2 separate regions of the Homo sapiens genome follow, and region 1 is linked to region 2. A link is a contact called in ENCODE Hi-C or POLR2A ChIA-PET data. All regions are on one chromosome and are shown on one strand. Each heading gives the region's core, a stretch centred on a gene start or an enhancer-like site at or near the end of the contact. The rest is flanking DNA. Distances are from core to core; before and after follow the strand shown.

The links. Hi-C counts contacts between places; a loop is a spot of excess contacts on that map. ChIA-PET counts read pairs that join two places held with the same protein, here RNA polymerase II (POLR2A). Pooled maps may share reads with other maps.
Region 1: a pooled map shows a loop between it and region 2 (3-fold over the local background). The contact joins the enhancer-like site here to the promoter of PCSK5 in region 2. A Hi-C loop is called at or near these places in 1 of 50 pooled maps. POLR2A ChIA-PET finds 5 or more read pairs at or near these places in 2 of 52 experiments (H1 and activated CD8-positive, alpha-beta memory T cell).

Annotation. Positions count from the first base shown.
Region 1 is chr9:75,454,123-75,457,764 of GRCh38, reverse strand. No RefSeq gene overlaps it. Among named protein-coding and RNA genes, the nearest start is that of OSTF1, 370 kb to the right of the region's middle. Within about 2 kb of position 2,189, at least 2 of the 41 ENCODE cell types and tissues checked have a DNase peak (open chromatin) inside an H3K27ac peak, as active enhancers do.
Region 2 is chr9:75,889,089-75,892,725 of GRCh38, reverse strand. PCSK5 (proprotein convertase subtilisin/kexin type 5) reads right to left here and starts at 2,053. Exons shown (of 38, transcript NM_001372043.1): 1 at 1,353-2,053. The coding sequence starts at 1,544.

The DNA.
Region 1 (3,642 bases), core at 940-3,439, 440 kb after region 2:
TTTATTTTTGGTAGACACCTATTATTAAGCTAAAATATTTAGATGTAGTCCTAATCTGCTAAGTTTTTTGTTGTTGTTGTCACTTACAGGCATCCTAAGGGGTAGCTTCACTCCAAGAGCTACAACCGAGCAGTAGCACAATGAGACCACAGGTAACAGTAGTTTGACTGAAATGAGGAATCTACTTCTGTGTTTGTTGATTACATTTTATATTTCATGAATAGTTTCTCATCCAATTTAGGAAAGTCTTTCCAAAGCCTCTCAGGAATAACATTAATAAGATTATAGCTAATGGGAGGCTGCTTGGTGGATACAACACGTGCTACTCCAGTGATGGCCCCAGTGAAGCCCTGACTTCACCACAGTGCAATATATCAATGTAGCAAAATTGCATTGTACCCCAGGAATACATACACATTTTAAAAATTAGTAATAAATAAATAAATACAGGTTATAGTTGACCATTGGTCTTTGGAGACTTTCTGAAAACTGAATGTGGAACTGGCTCTCTGCTCCAATGTAGCAATGTAAAAACTCATCTATCCTGGGCTGGTGCCCAAATTGTTTGGTACCAAGTGACTCAGACAAAGTGAGCTGGTCCCTTCCTACTATCTCAGTTTTATTCTCTCTTTGAATCAAAGTATAATGAACCATTTTGCAAGTCAAAAGATAGATCAGGCTTTATTTTTTTAAAAAAGGAACTATGCTGCAATTTTATAGTTACAATAACTTTCTCAATATTTTCATTACTTGGACATAACAGAGAAAACAAAAAGGGCAAGTGGATTTTCAGGTCATTAAAGTCAGTCCCAGAGTCTATTGAATCCCCATGAGATGCACATAATTGCCTCTGGTAATATGCACATTGTCATGTTTTGTTGCCAAAACTATTAGTGACTCTTCCCATTTTGTAGCAGTCTCCTACTTGCTACAACACAACTGAGCTTGTTGCAGTCCTGACATTTGCAACAACATTATTAGGTGCTGAATACAAGACAAGCAACAGGGCCTCAAAAGAGTCAGAAAAGCTACATTTATAGGCCAAGTCAAAGAAAGGGGGAAATTCTTTTCCATGAGGCCTGATCTTTAGCTTCCCATCCTTATTACTGCAAAGCCCATGTTTGGTGAGTTGGCTTTACATTATAGCAGCCCCTTTTCACACATACTTACAGACTTACTCCCCTCCCATCACAAAGGGCTTACAAATGTCCAAAAAGGCTCTTCTTTCCAGCAGATGTACTATGAAAAGCCAACAGACATAAAGAACTTCAGGATCACACAGCACATGCATTCATCTCAGACAAGCTGTGGATCAGTGTATTTCATGTTATCAGTGAATCCCACAGGCACTGAACTGAGCAAGCTTCATACCCAGAACCAGGAGGAAAATCTGTCCCAGAAGGCTCTCTGAAGACATATGTTCTCGTCTCACTGGCCATGATTAAGTCACACATGCATGCCTTTCTGCAGGGACGCCTGGAAAAGCAGTGTTGGCCATTTCCAGCCTTTCTATTGGGAAATAAGTACTGGTGTCAAGGAAGGAATGTTGGGGTAGACAACAAATTACTCCTTCTTCATGTTTCTCATTCTCTTTCTCTAAAAAGCAAAAAAAAAAAAAAAAGTTACCTGCCAAAATAAAGCTAATACATTCCTTCCTGCACTGGCTCTGGTTTGCATATTCTCAGATAGTTTCACTTATTGTTCTCTTCTCTCTTCTTTTATGTATTTATTTCACTTCCTGGACACTCTTATCCTTTTCATTTGGGTGGGTGGATGTTATCTAAGATGCTTTGAGGATAACAGATAACAGAAATACCTCTAGACTTGGCAAATGAAGTTCTGGATTCAAGAATCTCTCCTGCACCTGCCCACTATTAGCCATGTGGTCACAGACAAGGCTCTTCTCTGAGCCCCATCTGTAAAGAGGAAGTGAAATTACTCTTCTACTGATTTCTGGAACTAATTGTGGAGGCCAAATGAAGAAAGACGTGTAAAACTCTTTTGTAAATTGTCAAGTGCTATGCATATTAAATGAGCTGCTGACATCCAAGGATCCTTGTTGCACCCAGAAACACCTACACTTCAATTGCCTTTTCTCATTCACTATACTGAGGTCATTTTGCAAAGTTCTTACTGTGAGTCAGAGATTTCTCCACATTGGCTGGAAAGAAGCCAATGCATTCACAAGTAAACAGCATTTGAGCAGCTGCACTTCAGAATCAGGAATGAGGGACATAATGGCCTGTCTCTCCCCTTGACTACATTGCCCTGGCCAGGTCACTAGAGTTAAGCAGTTGGATAGGACTGTCTACAATGGAGTATGCTACAGATTTGGAGAAAAGGCTACAGATGGTCAACTATTTGGACCTGGGCATCTTTTTTTCCAGAGGGTTTCTCCTTCACCCAACCCTTATCCATGGTTCAAGTAGTTCATTCAGGAAACTAAGTGCCCCTCCTAAAGTCCAGGTGCTCTCTATGGCCTCATAACAGGGCCTCCCATGGAACAGAGCTGATCCTAAGCAGAATCATAAATTATATTCAAAAACTTAGATGGTCCCTGTTCTGTGATCATGTGCCTACTATACTCTTGATGTAAGTATACATCTACATCGATATCTCTATATATCTACTATCTACTAAGATGACTAAGACATCGGTCTTGCCCTCTGCACTCAGTGGGAGGAATTAGCCAAGAACACAACTCAACTCTAGCTCAAGGTACAACACAGTAAGTGCCAAGAAACCTCAAAAGTGCTCAGACCTTTTGTATGAAACAAGAGAATGAATCCAGGCAGGAGCATCAAAACAAAAACTTGAAATGACCATAGGAAAATGGTATCATGTTTGCAAGCAAAAATGCTGAATGAAACAGCATGAGCCAAGCTTCAAAGTGGAGAAGCAGTGTCATGTCTGAGGAAAAGGGGTTTGATGTAGAATATATGTACATAGAACAGGGGGACTATGGGGAAGTTGGGGTCACAGGTGAGGGTGCTCGGTATTCGGTTCTTGTTTTCACACACCCACTTTGGCAGAAGAGGGCATTTTCCTCCCTCTCTCTCCTTCCATCCCTGAAGAATATTAATATCTCAGTATTCCCTCCCACAGCCCTTCCCACTCATCAAAAATTGCTATCAGGGATAGACCTAATATAGATGACTTATGATTTGGCAAGAATTGAAGGCAGACTAATACTTCATTTGAAACCATGGCTCAATTAGAGGGTAAAGGCATTGTTTCCTATCAAAAGAATTCTAGGAACCATGATGAAGAGACACCAAATTCCTCAGCAGACTGAGAGCCAGTGGGACTAAAAGTATATCTGAATTTCAGCCCCAGTTTTCTGATTTATTTGTCATGTAGGCAAGTTATCTAACCTCTCTGCACTTCAGTATCCTTGTCTCCACTAAGAAAATCCTATCTGTCATACCACTATCACAGAGCTGTTGTAATAAGGCTCATAAAACAACCCATACAGAGACAAAGCACCCTGGTGATAAGGACGTTCACCCCACCCTGGGGTCTGGCTGCTGGCAGGTGTCCCTGATGACAATCTCACCTAGAGGCTCTGATGGGAAAGTGCAGGGAGCTGGGTAACTGTTGGGACATTGCTCCTGCCTTAGCCCTTCTCCCCATCATGGGTTC
Region 2 (3,637 bases), core at 804-3,303:
CAGCTCTGCCTCCTCTCCAGGTGCCGCATCCCCCAGGCGGCGGGGAGGAGGGGCGGGGGGTGTCCCCGGGTTCCTGGGCGTGGAACGCAATGGCCTCAGAAACTGTCCGTACTCTCCCACTCCGCCGGCACCAGCCAGCACCTCCCTCTCCCTTCCCCCTGGCAGAGCACGCAGGGTGCGTGCACCCCGGGCAGTCCCCAAAGCGCGCCTGCTGGAAAGGCGCCATCCATCATCCTCACCTCCCATTCCAGCGGATTCTCGCCTGAGCCCAGCCAGGGCCCGCCCCTCCGGCCAACCCCAAAGATGCTTGCGGTGTGTATGTGGAGGGGGGTACTTTCTGGGACCCACTTTCATAGCCCTCTCTACCCCCATTTCTCGCAGGGGTGTCGGGGGAAGAGAACCAGAAAGCCAAGACCACTGAACCCGGAGTACTTCCAAATCTGTTACGCTTCCAATCATCCTCATAGCATCACCTTAGTTTATGGGCATTTCTCCCTAGCAGGAGAGCTCTGCCAAAAGCCCGAGAGCGGCACCCCACAAAAACCCCGCGCCCCTGCTGCCTGCCCAACTCTCGCCCCACGGCGCAACCTCCCGGCCCGGCACCTTCCGTCCCGGGGTAAGACTCCTCGTTTTCCCGGAGCGGAACCCAGCCAGCCGGTTTCGGAAGTTTCCCACCTCCCCACTACAACTCCCTTCCGGGAGCCCCCACGCGGACCTCGCTTAAGGCGAGAAAGCCTAGAGGTCTCCCCTAAATCTGCACTCACACCGGGGCCGGCCCCCTCTTCCCTCCCCCTCCTTTCTCCTCCCTTCCAGCTCCAGTCCCCGCGCCTCCGGAGTCTCCAGCGCCAGAGGTTCTCTCGCCCAAGAGGAAACTTCTTTCTGGGCTAAATTCAGGTCCGAGCAGGAAAGGCTTTCCCTTCCCCGCAGGCATCAGAGGCGCGCTCACCCCCTATCCCCCAAAAGACCTAATTTCCCCCTCTCCCCACGATCACCCTCTCTGAGACTGCCTCAGATTACTAGTGCTACTCGACTTTTCAGGTCAAAAGGTCCAGCCGTCTCTGAAGCCACCACGGGGGCACTCTGGATTTTTCCCGAGACCCTACCAGTCCCGCGTGGCTTGGAAAAGACAAGTAAACAAAACACGGACCCGGCAACTCTGGGGTGTGTGTGTGTGTGTGTGTGTGTGTGTGTGTGCGTACGCGCGCGCGCGCAGGAGACAGAGCATCGCCCAAGAGTTAGGGCAACAGCTGCTAGAGCACATCTGGAAGAGGGGGAGGGGGTTCCACGCAGAGGGGACAAGAAGCCCCCAGTGGCTTCAGGGCCGAGGGCTGGGCTAGCCTGTAGTTCGTTACCTGTCCTATGTTGATGAATCCGTACTTGCTGGCGATACGGTTGGCCTCCGGGAAGCCCCCGGCGATTTTGACTGCCCAGTGGTTGGTGTAGACGCGCGTCCGACACACGGGGAGCAGGCAGCCCCCGAGCAGCGCCAGCACGCACAGCAGGTCCAAACGTCCCGGGCAGCAGCAGCGGCTCCCCCAGCCCATGGTCCCGGCGCCTCGCTGCTCCCTCGCTCGCTGGCTGGTTCCGCGCACTAAGGGCGCGCACAACTAACTTCTCCGGCCTGCGCCGCCCGGCGAGCAGCCCCGGGCCGCCGCAGCTCGCAGCCCCGGGCGATCGGCAGGAGGCGGCTAGCCCCGGCAGGGAGCAGAGCAGCGAGCCTTACGCCGGCTCCTAGACCATCCCTGGGGCTGCCGGGACCTGTGCTCCCAGCTCTCCGGCCCGTGGGGCGCTCGGCGATGCTCCCCGGCTCGGACGCAGGAGGAGGCTGAGTGGGGCGGGCGTCCTCCGCAGTTGGGTTTCGCCCGGCTTGGCTCCCGGACTCTCCGACTCGGTCTCGCTCCTCCCGGGGCCCCCGAGCGCGGCGGAGATGACCAGCGGGAGCGGTACAGGCAGCGACCGGGCGCCCCCTCTGCTGGCCCGGGCTCCAAACGCTCGCTTGCTCGCTCCCAGCGCTCCCTCCGGCTCCGAGCAGCGCGCGAGGATTCTGAGTGGCAATGGCAGCAGCTCCTGCTCTGCATAAATGACTTCCCCCGCCCCCCTTAACACCCCTCCTTTCCCACATCGCCCTCCTCCTCTCCCTCCTCCGCCCTCTTGAAAGCGGCCGCAGCCAGGCGCTGACGAGGTCCTAGCGCCTCCGGGTTCGCCCAGCTGTAACCTCCAGGGTTCCGGGCAGTAAAGGCAAGTCTTTCCAAAGGACTGAGAAGAGCGCTCCGAGATCGTGGTTTTACTCCCTTCTCTTCCCTCCCTGCTGGATTTGTATGAATTTACCGCCACTTCCCGAAAGACTAAAGAAATTTACACGCCGGTGCGAATTAACCGCCCTGAAGATTCATTCATCCTCGTTCTAAACGTCCTTAAATAACTAGGCATTTAAGGAGGTCACTTACGTGTCAATTGCCGAACAAATAACTCGAGATTTTCACTTCGTTAATTCTTCATGCTTTTCAGCAGCTGTTTATTTTACACTTTCTGCTCCCGGGAGAAGCTACCACACAGGACAGTAAGTCGCATCGACTCCTAGAATTGGCTCGAAAGCCAAGTCTGTTGCCTGCTCACTTTCGAAATCTGCGATACTAGGCAACGCCACGGGAGAGTACAATTCCGGCCTTGGAAGTGAGGAAAGATGTTTCTATGAATATTTGGTGTGCTAGTGGATGGACATGTTGGGCCAAGGAAATAACTCCATTCATTTGTTGGATTGCGTCTGACGAGGGCTTCTTTTTCTCCACCAAGGGAAAAGTTTCCCAACTTTTCCAAGCACAGTCCTGTAACAGTGAAAGACTTTAATATGAAAAAGACCACAGAGGAAGTTCAGATGAGATATGTGGCGGCGTCACCTTCATTACTCTATCATGCACTGTGACTGCAGCAGGCAGGAGGGAGCTCAAATTAACCCTCTTCTCGCTTCTCCTTTACAACCTCCCTGCCTTCCTGGAGCGGGGGTGGGGCACAGGGTGATTTACTGTGACAAGAAAAATTATCCCGTATGAAATAATTCAACTGACTTTAAAAGTATTCACTATATCCCTAACTGTCCTCCTTTCTCTCCTCCTACCATGCCCTATTTCTTTCTTCCTGTTAATTTAAATGTGTTTGAGATTAATTAACTCATCCCACCTATAGCTTTTGGTACTGATTTTTTAAAATCTGAAAGATACCTGCAGACTTAAAATTCCACTAGTACCTTTGAGCATAGCATTTGACATTTTACATATTGTATAAGGTATGCTATATTATTTAATCTTGAAAACAAACCCACAAAATAACATCATCCCCACATTATAGCTGAAGAAATAGAAGATCAGAAGAACTAAAACATGTGCAGAAGTGTATGTATTTTATTCGTTTATTTATTTGACTGATTCAACACATCTGTTTTGAGCACCTAGCATGTGCAATGAATTGTGCTGTACACTGGAGAAAGGGGAAGGGGGAGGCACAAAAAATTAGTGGAATTCAGAATCTCTGAATACTGTAGAGTAAATGTGGTTTATTATTGAAGGTATGTATGTATGTATGTATGTATGTATGTATGTATGTATGTATGTATGTATTTTTGAGACAGAGTCTCGCTCTG